Linked DNA regions of Homo sapiens: region 1 is linked to region 2. Evidence: chromatin contacts called from ENCODE Hi-C or POLR2A ChIA-PET data. All regions are on one chromosome and are shown on one strand. The core of a region is the stretch at or near the end of the contact, and the rest is flanking DNA. Distances in the headings are between cores, read along the strand shown. Region 1 holds the start of MIR3681HG (MIR3681 host gene). Region 2 overlaps LOC105373430 (a long non-coding RNA gene).

Region 1 (6,928 bases), core at 4,319-6,818, 140 kb after region 2:
GGTACCTGATTATCTTGTGTTGGATGCTTTTTGGTGTCCAGAGTTATGAAAAAAATTCTCACTCAATATTTGGATGCTCTTTAAAGAATGCCAAGTATGTCACGGAGATTGGATCTCTGCATTTGATTACAAAATTTAGTAACCAAAATAGAGTGAATGGAGAAGAGTAGGCTGGGAGCAATGGTGATTAGGGAGTGATACAATTCAGCATTAATAGAGTTTGGCCCCCTATGATTGAGAAAGAGTGATTCTTGGCTTTCACATTTATGAGGTTTCACCATTTTGGAGTTTCCCCAAAATCTAAGATATATTATTTATGACATGAGCAAATGAATGAATGAAGACATACATGAACAGACTCTTTTGGGGCTTCAAATAACTATAGAATTGGAATAAGAGTCCACTGGCCCAGTGGGGCTGAAAGTGAGGACAGTTGACTGCCTCCTGGATGATTGGGCAGATTTACAGACACCCTTCACCTCATCCTTGACCTCAGGACCTTCTGTTCACTCTGTTTCCTCCTGCCCTTTCTCTTCACCTTCCTTACTTCCCTTCCTCTTCCTGTTGTGGTCTTTTTACCTTCCGCAACTGTCAGGAAACTGTTTGGAAGGGTATGTTCTGTTAGCACCTCTTGTAACTTTAGTCTGATTACACATTGAGGCATTTCACAGATTATCCAAAAGGAGATTGAATGAATTAAGTTGCGTTGTAGGGACCTGTTAGCTTTTTAATCTCTGCTCCAAGATTATAAGAGTATAGGAATTACGTATTAGTATAGGAATGGGTCACTGTCTGTCTGTCTATCTATCTATCTATCTATCTATCTATCTATCTATCTATCCATCTATCCATCTATCAGTCTATCTATTCATGCATCCTATCTATCATCTTATCTATCACCTATCTATCCATCTATCTAATATATCCATCCATCTGTCTGTCTATGTATCTATCTATATGCACACATTAAATATACATGTTAGGTTATCTCTATATGTCAACTGTATCTAATGTACATACTGCAATGAACTAAACGTTTATGTCCTCTCAAAATTCATATGTTGAAATCCTAACCCCCAAGGTAATGGTATTAGGAGGTGAGGCCTTTGGGAGGTGATTAGGTCATGAGGGTGGAGTCTTATGAATGGAATTAATGCCTTTATAAAATAGGCTCATGGGAGCCCGTTCACCCCTCCCACCATGTGAGGACACAGCAAGAAGGCACTGCCTGTGAGAGAGAAAGTAGACCCTCACCAGACACCAACTCTGCCTTGATTTTGGACTTCCCAGTCTTGAGAGCTGTGAGAATAAATTTCTGTTGTTTATAAGCCACCCAGTCTATGATATTTTGTTAAAGCAGCCCAAATGGACTAAGACACTTAGACACACACACAAACCCACACACACACAAATACACACCACACATTAGTTTATAGACAGATAATAGTTATCTTGACTACCACTGAGAACCTTTTATGTGCCAGTCACTTTGCTGGCTCTGAACGTTTCTCACTCTCAACCCCTACATTCCCACTGTAAGATAAAGAAACTCAACAGTATTAAGAGTTTACAGTAAACGACCGAATTGGATTTGAACCTGAGTTGGTTTGGTTTTGAAGTCTGTGATCTTCCCACCAAACCACCAAACTTGTGTTCCATAAGGACCCTGGGTGGGAAAAAGGAATGCGTGGACATTTCTCCTCCCAGTGCTGTGGGTCCCAGCTGCCCAGTGTCTTAAAAAGGCCCTGCTGCAGGGACAGGATGCTGAGATTCCAGTCCTCACTGAGACTGAATTGCCATGTGAACCAGTGTGAGCTCCTCACCTCTCTGAGCTTTGCAAATAGTATCATGAGATAAAACTCTACTCATGGGCCCTTCTAACTCTCACATACCAGGCTTTTGTTTTATTCAGAAACATCTCCTTTACTAACAGGCAAGCCACGGAGTCAGTCAAATAATACACGAGTGTGTATATTCACTAAGAAGAATGCAATTCCTTGCTCATGCATGTAAGTTGCACTCCAAAAATAACTGAATCAGACAGTTTTGATGGCTATGAAACTGGTGCCTGAGGAATTTTGGAGAGTTTTCCATTTGCTGGAGGTAGAAAAGGTCATTATTTATTTTCTCTCACAAGCCAGATCAATGAGCCCTTCTTAATCCTTGGACTGGTTTTCTGGCATTTTTCAATACCCAGAAACACATAAAATATGTTATTTGAGAAATTTAGCAGGCGTGTTTCAAAGTTAGGTGAAACTAATTTAGAATAAGATATCTTTGTTTATTTTGAAACATAACTGGAACTTGGAGAAACATAAGTTATTTTGAATTTAAGGGTTTGAATGATATTCCTGTGCCCCAGACCAACAAGTTCTTTTCTATTTTAAAGATACTTTTTGCTGAAGGATAGGATTTTGAGCATGTAAAATTTGAATATGAAAGAAGCCTCTAATTTTTACCCCAGTTCAAATTATTGACTGTGATAGGCCCAGAAAAGATGGAATTGATAAAAATAGCAAATTGCTGTTTTTATATTTCAGAAGAAACAAACAGATTTTTGATAACTGTTTCTTAGAAAGAGTTGGAATGGGCTGGGCACAGTGGCTCACACTTGTAATCCCAGCACTTTGGGAGGCCGAGGCAGGCGGATCATTTGAGGTCAGGAGTTTGAGACCAGCTTGGCCAATGTGGTGAATCCTCAACTCTACTAAAAATACAAAAAAATTAGCCGGGCATGGTAGCACATGCCTGTAATCTCAGCTACTTGGGAGGCCGAGGCAGGAGAATCACTTGAACCTGGAAAGCGGAGGTTGCAGTGAGCCAAGATCGGGCCACTGCACTCCAGCCTGGGTGACAGAGTGAGACTCTGTCTCAAAAAAAAAAAAAAAAAAAAAAAAAGAGTTGGAACATCCCACTGCATGCAGCCTTGCGCATAGTTACAAAAACACCGCCAGAGTTATAATTTCTGGATGACAAGTCTATTTGGTTTCTGTGGTAAATTTAAGATTCCTGCAGAATCTTAAATGCAATATTAACAAAACTCATAACCACTGTCGACTTCTCATTATTAAAGTGTTATCTTTTAATTGTATAAAACTTGGAAACTGTATTTAATGTGGTGTCCATGATAGGACTGAATAGCAGAGACTTTGAGAAAAACATCCAGGTCAGACTGCTTTGGGATTATACTTTGGGGAATTTGGGATGAGACCGTAGGCTGGTGGATAGGGAAGGGGTTTGTCACTGAGCGAATGTTTCAGTCCTTGATGTAAACCTTAGAGAAGGAAATGAGGGCTCATGAGATGGACCTTACTCATGTTTTATAGGTAAATTCTTCTAGAACAAACTCCCTGGGGTTGGCAGTCAGCCTGGCCCTCATTGAGGCCTGGTGAAGCCTGATGTGGATTCGTAGTGAGTAACTTGCCACTGTCCCGTAGGGTCAGGATGGAAGCCAGGCACCTGGGACCTGGGCTGGGAAGGGATGCCCAGGTGAGTCTGGACCTGGGGAGCAATAATTGCAAATGATTCTGTCCACGTAATTTTCCGTCCATTGTCCCAGAATGCTCCATGTCTTTTGTATGTTACAATCTAGGTTTCTCGGTGGTGGTAGACGTGATGGTAGTGCTATTAGTGGTAACGATATTGACAATAATAAAACACTTTTAAAGTGCTTATGAATATTTCTGGTACTATTCTGAATACTAAATGATAATGTATTTTGTCCTCACAATGCCCTTGTGAATGAGGAACTAATATTTTCCTGATTTTACAGGTTAGAAAATGAAGGGACAGAGAGGTTTCCTTTTTTTTTGACTAATTTCCTTAGAAAGGAAGTATATTACTTTGCTAGGGCTGCCATAACAAAATACCACTGACTGGGCGGCTGCAACAACAGAAATTTATTTTCTTGCAGAAAGGCGGCTGACAGTCCAAGATCAAGGTGCCAGCAGGGCTGGTTTTTCCTGAGACCTACTTCCTTGGTTTGTAGATGGCCATCTTATTGCTGTGTCTTCACATGGTCTTGTCTCAGAGGCATGCATGTCTCCAGCCAAATGTCCTCTTCTTGTAAGGACACCAGCCCTATTGGACTAGGACCCCACACTTATAACCTTAACTAAGCCTGTAAAGGCTCTGTCTTCAAATACAGTCACATTAGGGGCTAGAACTTTGACATGTGAATTTCATATCATAAATACAGAGAAGTGCAATTTGGTGGTAATAGCTAAGATGAATAGGAATTCTGATATGATTTTGAGACACATTCTCACTTAAAGTCTCAGCATATAAATAAAGTTTAATCACCTTGAAGATCAGACAGCTTCTTAAATATAATGATCCATTCTCAATTACCTATTAGTGGGAGGCCACGATAATAGAGAACTGAATTCCAAATATAATTAAAAATATTCGTGTCACTGCTTAGATGCCATCTCTTTCTTTACCAAACTTAAAAAAAGAAAAGTCTCTCCCCTAGAGCTCTTAAACCACATGATTCAGCTACTAACCGAAGCTCACCCTTTTGGATTTCCCCTGCTGTACTGTGGTCGAGGTGCTAATTAGCAGGGAAAGTGCCAAATGGCAGGCAGCCAGAGGAAAAGCAGAGAAGCTGAAAGACCTGCACAAACTGCAGGTTTGTGAGTTGCAAAATTGAGATATGCCTCTAATGAGTTATGTATTAAAGCCCCTCTGCCCCATGACAGCAACGTCACCCTGGCAGAGACCTCCAGTTTCCTTACCTGGTAAACGGGGATTATAATAATACCACATTCCCAGGCTTGCAGGGTATTAGACCAAATCAGCTAAGAGCAGCAGACTAAGAAACTGGTCTTTATTGAGCATATATTTTATGTCAGACACTTGGCAACATGATTCATTTAATTCTCACATTGATTCTATAAGGTAGGCATGGCTAGCTCCATTTTGTGGATGGGTAAACTGAGGCTGGAGAAACTTGCCAAGTGTCACATACCAATTACACTTGAACCTCACTCCAAAGGCTTTGCTCCTTCTACTGACCCGTGTTGCAGAAATGCCTGGCCTTTTGTGAGCACTCGGTAAATGTCTGTCATTGTTGGAGAGAAAAGGAAAAAAATTATCTCCTTGCTATGAATTTAAACAATATATTTTAAAGCTGCTGGGAGCCTTTTTGTCCTGGTTTTCTGCATCTGATTTACCTGTCCCATTTTAACCATTCATGTGAACATTGTTATGTAACTAGCACATGCTTTTACTGTGTATAACTTAGTGTTACATAAATCTAAAGGCTGCTGACTGCTAGCAATCTTTTAAATGTAATGAGCTGAAAGATTTGCTTTGAGCCTTGGGGCAGGATAGCTTTGGCTTAACCATTTGCTGAGTTCAGCTTTTAGGAGGATAAGTTTACTGCATCCCTTCAATAATCCAACTGAAGCCTGGATTCCAAGCAACTGTAGATGAGATTTAAGTCTCCAAGAATGTTAGAAACTTAAATAAAACAAGGCTTAAGCAGAAAGTCCTCACAATGGTGTCCACATTCCATCAGGATGACGTAATCGAAGGTTGGAACCAGGCGGCCTCTGCCTTTGTGTTCCGGGACCCCTCACTCAGTGCAGAGGGAAATTGACACAGCCATGATGAGGCCTGGCTCACAAGAGCCATAGTTACTGTAGGAGTTTCTGTGGCTAAATATGCTTAGCTATTGGTGGGTTTCTCAGCTATGACAATGGTCTCCGTAAAAACACAGAACAAAAATTTTTGGTTAATTGAGGTCAAATTTTGTGTTAAAGGAGGGTTAATTTCCCTCCCCTCTAAGAGAAGAGTCTCTATGTGTTTAAAAACATGTTAACATTTAGTCTTGTCTGTTTTGTTGATCAGTTGAAGTCAGAGCAATAAAATCCCAGGGGTGGAAAGGGTGCAAAGGGCCATTGGGTTCATTTCCCTCATTTGGAAGCCAAACACATGCAGGTGATGATCACACTGTCCTTGAGCTGGGTGCAGAGATCAGCTCTGCCACATGCTGTTTGTTAATTTAATAAGATGAAGTGTGGGACCCAGGCTGAGTTCCTCAACACATTTTTTCATCTGTAAAATGGGGATTATAAAAAATAATAGTACCTACCTTAAAGGGCTAGGCACAGAGCCGTAGATGAGTTAACATGTGTTTTGAACAGATCTGGGTATACTGTGGTGTGAAACATTTGCAATTCTTCTTATATTACAGAGGCAAGGACATGTGCTGGATGTGTATGCAGTCTTTGAAGCTGGAGAGGCCTGTGTTGGAAACTGTGCTCTGTCCCATGCCAGTTCCCTGACCTTGGGTAAGTCACATAAAGTGTGAGTCTTTTATTTTTTTCTAGAGTGGAAATGGGGCTATGAATTCCTAACACTGGTAGGATTATAAGGAAAAGGACAAGATTAAAGTAAACAATACATTATAAGCATGGTGGCTAGCACATGGCTAGTCTTCTCAATGAATATTTTTTAGAAAATATAAAAAGGATGAATATCGGATATCTTAGTAACTCCTTTAGCTTTAAGCACACATCTCTACACACAGCCACATACAAACGTATTGGCTACACATTGGACTCCTTTTTTTTTTTTTTTTTTGAGACAGGGTCTTGCTCTGTTGCTGAGGCTGGAATGCAATGGCACAAACATGGCTCGCTGCAGCCATGACCTCCCGGGCTCCTGATTCTCCCACTTCAGTCTCCTGAGTAGCTGTGATGACAGGTGCATGCCACCACACCTGGCTAGTTTTTTAATTTTTTGTAGAGATAGGGTCTTGCCATGTTGCCCAGGCTGCACATTTAACTACTTTTACTTTTTCCTTCTTAACTTCTTGACATATGGTAGAGAACACAACCTAAAGTCACCAAATAGGTGAAAAATCTAGATTTCCTTTTTTTTTTTTAAATTTTGTTTTTGACCCATTTCCTTAGAAAGGAAG
Region 2 (6,647 bases), core at 2,348-4,847:
CTATCAGATCTCATGAGACTTATTCACTATCATGAGAACAGCATGGGAAAGACCTGCCCCTATGGAACTGGGTTCCTTCCATGACACGTGAGAATTGTGGGAGTTACAATTCAAGATGAGATCTGGGTGGGGACACAGCCCAACCATATCAGAGGCCTTGGAAGGAACCAACCCTGCCAACACCTTGATGTTGGATGTGAACTGTGAGGACGTAAATAAATCTCTGTTGTTTTAGGCCACCTAGCTTGTGATATTTGTTACAGGAGCCCTAGCAAACTAGCACACTAGGCTAGACAATGCTGCCGGGGACTGACATCTGCTCATGTGCACTTATGCCTTTGACTGTGGGCTGAAATGAGCCAGTGCCCCAGGTCTGCTGGCCAACATTGGTTCACAAGCCACCTCCTCCAGGAAGCCTTCCTTTATCCATCCAGGAAGAATATGGGGTCTCTTTCTCTGACTCTTGAACCCTTGTGCAGATTTCCATGAGGGCATCTTGCATCTGCCACTGCTTTTATAAATGGCTCTGACTCAGGTACTATTCAGCAGCTCCTCAAAGGGGACCAGAAGCATGTCTCTCCCATGGGTGTACTCTCTGAGTGCTGCACAGAGCCACCTGCACTTCTTGGCCCTTTTGCCTGCTGTACTACAGCTTCCCCATGGGGCTTATTGTCTTCCTGAGTTGCTTAGGATTTACTTCCTGGTTTTACCTGTCTTCTCCCACTGGCATGTGAGCCATGTGTGGCTGAGACATTTGGTCCATTTTGTCCCTGCTGCAGCTCCAGTGCCTAGGACAGGGCCTGGGACCTGGTAGTCACTCTATGCATTTTTGTTAATGAATAAATAAATGGGAAATAAAGGTGCAAATATCTCTGCTGCTGATGGGGATTCTGCTCTCCCAGAGGGAAGGTCTTGCTGTTTGGATGTGCCAGTTATTCTCTCTATAAGATCCACACTCAGCATTTTTCCTTGCCTCTATGTTCCCCAAATAAGGTGATTTTTGGCTTTTGCAATGAGTGTTTCTGAACGCTTCATGGTAATACTGTTCTGGAAGGCTGAGCAAGGGTTTGCTAGCCTGAAACTTAGTTTCACAGCCAGCAAGATACGATCTTCTGGCTTTTCTGCCTTTGCCAAGCTCTACTTAAATCTGGTGGCATGTCTAGTTGCAAGCTTAGTTAGTATTATGTTCCCCAGTTAAGGAGTGGGCTGTGTTGGTTCTCCCATGCTGTGCCAAGGATGGGATGGGCAGAGCCCCGCTGGAGGCAGGCCTTGCATCAACTCTCCACCGGTCCACACCTGGCCCACAGTGGGCTTGCAGCACACGTGCCTGTTGAATGAATAACAATGGGTTCCAGTTCTGCTGTCCTTTCTGCTGTTTCTCTCTCAGTAGATAGAAGTTTCTCTCAAACCCTTTTCAGAGTTGATATCATTCCCACATGGGATGAGGAGTCGAGAAGGGGTAATTTAGAGAAAAATAACCCAAGGAAGTGAGTAGTCTCTCCTACCTGGTCTCTAGCCCCCTCAGTGTGCAGGGAGAGGCTGTGGAGTGGGCAGGGCACTGGCCTCGATGCCCTCGGAGTGAGCCCTGCTGCCCCACAGACAAGCTGAGTACCCTTGGGCACATTACTTCACCTCTCTGAGCTTCTTTCCTAATCTGTCAGGAAAGGATAACATCTACCCTGAAGCCGAGCTGTGCAGCTACAGTGGCAGAGGCATAGTAGATGCTCAGTAAATGTTGGTGTCCTTCTTCTTCCTGGAGGGATCATTCCAATCCAGAACTTAGGGGCTCGGGACAAGGCTGAAAATCTTGGATGAGTGGATTGACTACTGGTTTTTGGCTATTTTCATGCTCTCATCTAAAAATCATTCATTTAATCAATAGTCACGGTGCATGTCTCTCAGGCAGTCTGGAAGTCATCTTTTCTAGGTAAATACCAAGACAGGTCAGAGCCTGAGAACAAGAAATGAGTGTTCAATGCTGGCCTAAAAGTGTCTGGGGAGATTTGCTGGATGTTGAAACTTTCAGCTCTCAAAGCTTCTGACATGCTGCTGTTTTTTGAAGGTAATTTTTCTCGATGACTAGTTGTGCATTTCCCTCCATTAGTTAGGGGCCTCCCTTTTCCCTCCCACATTGAGAAGGGCAGTCAGTCACATCTGTGGAAAGGTGCCAGGTCAGGCCAAGGGGCTGAGAGCTGCCTGGGTCCAAAGCTAGAATTGCAGCGGCTGGTGATGGCCAGGTTCCCTTTCCAGCTGGCTCAATTCCTTTTCTTTTTCTTAGAGGATTTTAAGAAACTGTGTTCATTTGTTCATTTATTCATTCAATGAACTCTTACTACTTACATCAACAGCATGCACACATGAAGACAATGCTTTAAGTGTTATTGTCAACTCCAAACATATTCCCCGGGTAGTCAGAGAAGGGAACACTAAATGGTGATGGGGTAGGGAAAGGTTTCAAAGAGTGGGGTGATGTTGGATATAGGCCTTGACGGTTGAACGGGAGTTTGCCCGAGGGCGATGTTCATCCCAGTCAGAGAGAATGGAGGAATAATGGATAATGGAGGAATTAATTGCAAGGATTCAAAGATGTTACCTATCTCAGCGTTTAGAGATGTTGATGTTTACTGTGTAACAGTTGATGACTGGTGAAGTTTTTGCCTGTGTGTAGGAGTGTTGGTGTGTAGGTATGTTTCTGTGTTTGGGGGAAGGATGTGTGTGTGTGTGTGTGTGTGTGTGTGTGTGTCGGGGGGTGGGATTAGGACGGGATGGATGGACATGTTGGTAGAATTCAGCATGAAAAGGCTTGATGTACCTGAATATCACTAGACCTTTGAGAAGATAAGGGTCCTCCACTGAGACATGAAACAACTGGGTGGCTGGCGAAAAGCTGTCACAATAGCAAAGGGTTCTTCAGAACTTCAGTGGTAGCCTGTCACCTGTCACCTTGCACCGGTTTGAGACTCTTTGAAATCTGGTGCCTGCCTATGCAGCTCCATCGTCTTTCTTCCTTCTGTGGCCCCTCCAGGACAGCTAAATGCTAGGTTGAGGTCAACAAGGAGTAAAACCTACCCTAGGCTTTGAAGTAGTTTGTAATCTTGTCAGATGAAACAGGAGGCGGGGAGGATGTCATGCACTGGGCGTTTCCGGAGAGCCATCTGCAATCGCAGCCACCACTCTCGGTTTGCATTGACTTTTTCCTATTTTGTTGGGTTCAGACAGGCATAGTACAAAAACACAAGTTACTTCTCAAGCCATATTCAGCCATTCACTCAGCCAGCATTTATGTTCCAGGAACTATTCCAGCCTCTGTGAATGAGTTCAGAACAAGGAATGGTTATTCAATGGCAACAAATTCGTCCATTCTTACCCTTGGTGAAATTAATCACCTCCCTGAACCTCAGTTTCCCATCTGTAAGATGGGCATAGCAACTCTTTCCTAACCAGAAGGTACCTGTGGAAGCCTCTGGCTCAGCAGGTGAGAAGTGTGTTTGTGTTCCTCTCCCCGACGCCCTCCCTCAGTACTTGCTTCCCAAGACATTGCTTTCCTTTGTTGGGTCAGAGGTGGGGTGTCGTTCCCCTTGCCACCAGCAGATGGTGCCCAACAATCCCCTGCAGGGAACCGAGGCTGCCCGCCTCCCCCAGTCTCCCCACCATCCAGCTCCCTTCCGCCCCTTCTCTGGGACACGTCAGTCATTCCAGGTCCCAGGCAGAAAGTTACACAAAACACTTTGTGTCTGTCAGCAGATTCCTGGAAGGTCACGCTGAATGATGAATGCTCCTGGGTAGGATTGGAGGGCTCTTTTTTCTTTCTTTTTTTTTTTTTTTTCCTTTTCTTTCTTTCTTTTTTTTTGTCTCCCATGAATTGCATCACTGGGCAGCCTCTTGGCTGTATTCAGCCGACTCCTGCGGTTTTTAGACCTTTCCCAATTGTTCGGTGTCTGCTTCCTCTCCAGGACCCTTCTGGCCAAGGCAGGATATTCAGGGTTGGCTGTGGCCAGGGAGCTGGCCATTGTCTAGCACATTCCATACACACACCCTGCCCAGCCCATCCTCCACTCCCAGAGCCTGGACAGACTGTGGTCCTTGGGACAGAGACCTGGTGCATTGCTGTGACCCCAGGTGACAATCTCGCTGCCCTGATTTCCAAATAAGGGGAGCCTGGCCTGGCAGAGAAATGAGCCTAATTTCCAAAGTTGAATTTCCGCCAGGATCAGAGCCTTTATATATCCTGGTCTTCGGTGTCCCCCTTCTTCCTGACCACATATAGACTGCTTATGATATTTTTTAACTTTGCCAGCTCTTTACCCAAATTGAGTAGCCATTTTGCTTTTGTAGATATCCTGAGTTGGCTCCAATTTAACATCCTGACCCATCATCCTGGTGTTAGGTATTAGGACCATGGTCCTGATATTTTGCTTGAGGAAAATGAGCCATACCACTCAGAGGTGTGGCATATGTGGCATGTGAAAGCACCTTTCTCCTCCATCAGTGGCCTTACTGATGCAGGGCAGTGGGAGTGAGTGTATGTACACAGAGCAATACAAATGAACCCTGCTCTCAAAGTCTGCGCAAAGGGGAGTGAGAAGACAGAGCAGGTGTAGTCCCTGGAGTGAGCCCTGCTGCAGAATAGATGGAAGGGGTGGGTCCAGGAACCCCGAAATGGAAGCAGCAGTGGCTCTGCTCCCCATCACCCCGAGCAATCACGTGGGGATTTGTGTCTGTCTCTGCAATTTTAGGCTCTGAGGATCTAAAGCTCTTGGTGCCCGGAGGGGAAATAATTATTAATACCATCAGGGAATACAGTAAAGAGCCCACTAAACGTAAAGCTGCAGTTGCTGCCCGGTCATTTTGGGTTCATGTGCCAATAGATCACTGGGCAAGGAAAGGAGTTACTACCTCGGTAGGAGTAATGAACCCAGCCAGGTATGGTAGCTCATGCCTGCAATCCTAGCACTTTGGGAGGCCGAGGCAGGTGGATCACCTGAGGTCAGGAGTTTGAGACCAGCCTGGCCAACATAGTGAAACCTCGTCTCTACTAAAAAGTTAGCTGGGCGTGGTGGTGGGTACCTGTATTCCCAGCTACTCGGGAGGCTGAGGCAGGAGAATTGCTTGAACCTGGGAGATGGAGGTTGCAGTGAGCCAAGATTGCGCCATTGCATTCCAGCCTGGGTGACAGAGTAAGACTCTGTCTCAAAAAGAAAGAAAGAAACAAACAAAAAAGAGTAATGAACCGTGCTCATCACGAGGAAACAGTGAGCTGCTGCTTTCATAATGCTTCACAGTGGGGGCAGGAGGAAATGTGTTGGGCATCAGGTGATCCCTTGGGCACCCCCGGCACTCCCACACTCAATTCTAAGAGGAAATGGAAAGGTTCCGCAGCTATGGCCTAATAAGAACAAGAAACCCGGGGGCTAGACCCTCCCTGCACCCCGCTGCCCCAGGTGAAGATCTGGGTACCATCTCCCTCAGGAAAATCCACATAGCTCAGCAGACCTCCCAGCTGCTGGGGAGGGAAATGTTGTATCGCTGGTGGAAAAGGGAAATGGTGAGTTTCGGAGACAAACTTGGGACCCACTCAGCAGTGGAGGCGGCAGTTCATCCTAACATCCTTGCTCTTTTATGTTTCTCCAGAAATTGTGATCAACCAGAATCCAGAACACGCTGTGCTTAATGGAGTGAACTGCCTGTGAAGCGCAGGTGTGAGGGGCGGATGATAAGTGACAGTGCCGGTGCCCCCAGCGCCCTTTTACCTGATGGCTCACCCGGCCTACAGCTGCGCCCTTCCCTTTGAATCGTCTTGGGTAACGGGTGCTGCTTTGGAAATGCCTGGAAGGTCATGTCCTTTGTCTGGGGATGGCTTCCAGCTGTGGTTGACTGATAGCAGGGGGCACAGAAGGCCAGACACAACTTGCCTCAGGTGGGCCGACTCTGAGGGTTTGTTCGGCCTCCACGTGGACTTCAGCTGAGCCTGCATCTTTGCTTGGCTTTTCCCACTGGCCTATTCTGCTTCCCTCTCCTTAAGGGTTCTCCCAGGAGAACTCCCTTAATAAATCACTTGCACAAGGATCCCTGTCTTAGCCTTTGCTTCTAGAAAACCTGACCTAAGATAAATAGGTCGTGGGAACACGAGAGAAAGAGATACTTATTTTATCTGAGGGGTCAGAAGAGTCTTCCCAGGGCAAGTCTTGAAGCTCTGTGTAGGAGTCTGACTGTGCAAAAGGGTGTCCCAAGCAGAGGCGATGGCATAAGTAAGGTACAATCGTCGTGCCTCCTGCCTGAGAATAGCCAGCTGTTTCGTTTGGCTGGAGTGCTGAGCAAATAGGGTGGAGTGGGCTGTGAGTGGCAGGAGAAGCAGATGGGCATGACTATGTGAACATCCAGAGGAGGAGACTGGGCTTTAAGCTTAGATCTCAAATACTTCTGCATTCAATTCTTCTCTGGCTCTGTGGCAATTGACTCAGACCCCAGAGACCACCACTAAGGAAATAAGTTCCTATTAAGTTGGAATAGGAAAAACACCCTATGTCATATTCCAAGTCAATGGCAGAAGTAGGATATGTCTTAGTCCATTTGGGCTGCTGTAACAAAGTACCATAGACAGGGTGGTTTCAACAAAAGTGCACTTCTCACAGTTCTAGAGGATGAAA

Evidence for each region. A loop is a pair of places that touch in the nucleus more often than their neighbours do. ChIA-PET counts read pairs that join two places held with the same protein, here RNA polymerase II (POLR2A). Pooled maps may share reads with other maps.
Region 1: a map of GM12878 shows a loop between it and region 2 (4-fold over the local background). The contact joins the promoter of MIR3681HG here to the enhancer-like site in region 2. A Hi-C loop is called at or near these places in 2 of 168 maps with a recorded cell type or tissue (GM12878 and endothelial cell of umbilical vein), 34 of 37 single-sample maps with no recorded cell type and 13 of 50 pooled maps. POLR2A ChIA-PET finds 5 or more read pairs at or near these places in 2 of 52 experiments (GM12878 and PC-9).

The regions. Positions count from the first base shown.
Region 1 is chr2:12,001,548-12,008,475 of GRCh38, forward strand. It overlaps MIR3681HG (MIR3681 host gene), which reads left to right and starts at 5,569. Exons shown (of 6, transcript NR_110196.1): 1 at 5,569-5,680; 2 at 6,200-6,296. RefSeq lists enhancers at 4,798-4,847, 5,356-5,650.
Region 2 is chr2:11,860,219-11,866,865 of GRCh38, forward strand. LOC105373430 (a long non-coding RNA gene) reads left to right here. Exons shown (of 5, transcript XR_922803.3): 5 at 5,632-6,066. Among named protein-coding and RNA genes, the nearest start is that of MIR4262, 27 kb to the left of the region's middle. RefSeq lists enhancers at 599-698, 3,265-3,314 and a silencer at 3,585-3,634. Within about 2 kb of position 3,598, at least 11 of the 41 ENCODE cell types and tissues checked have a DNase peak (open chromatin) inside an H3K27ac peak, as active enhancers do; they include GM12878, where a contact is called at or near this core.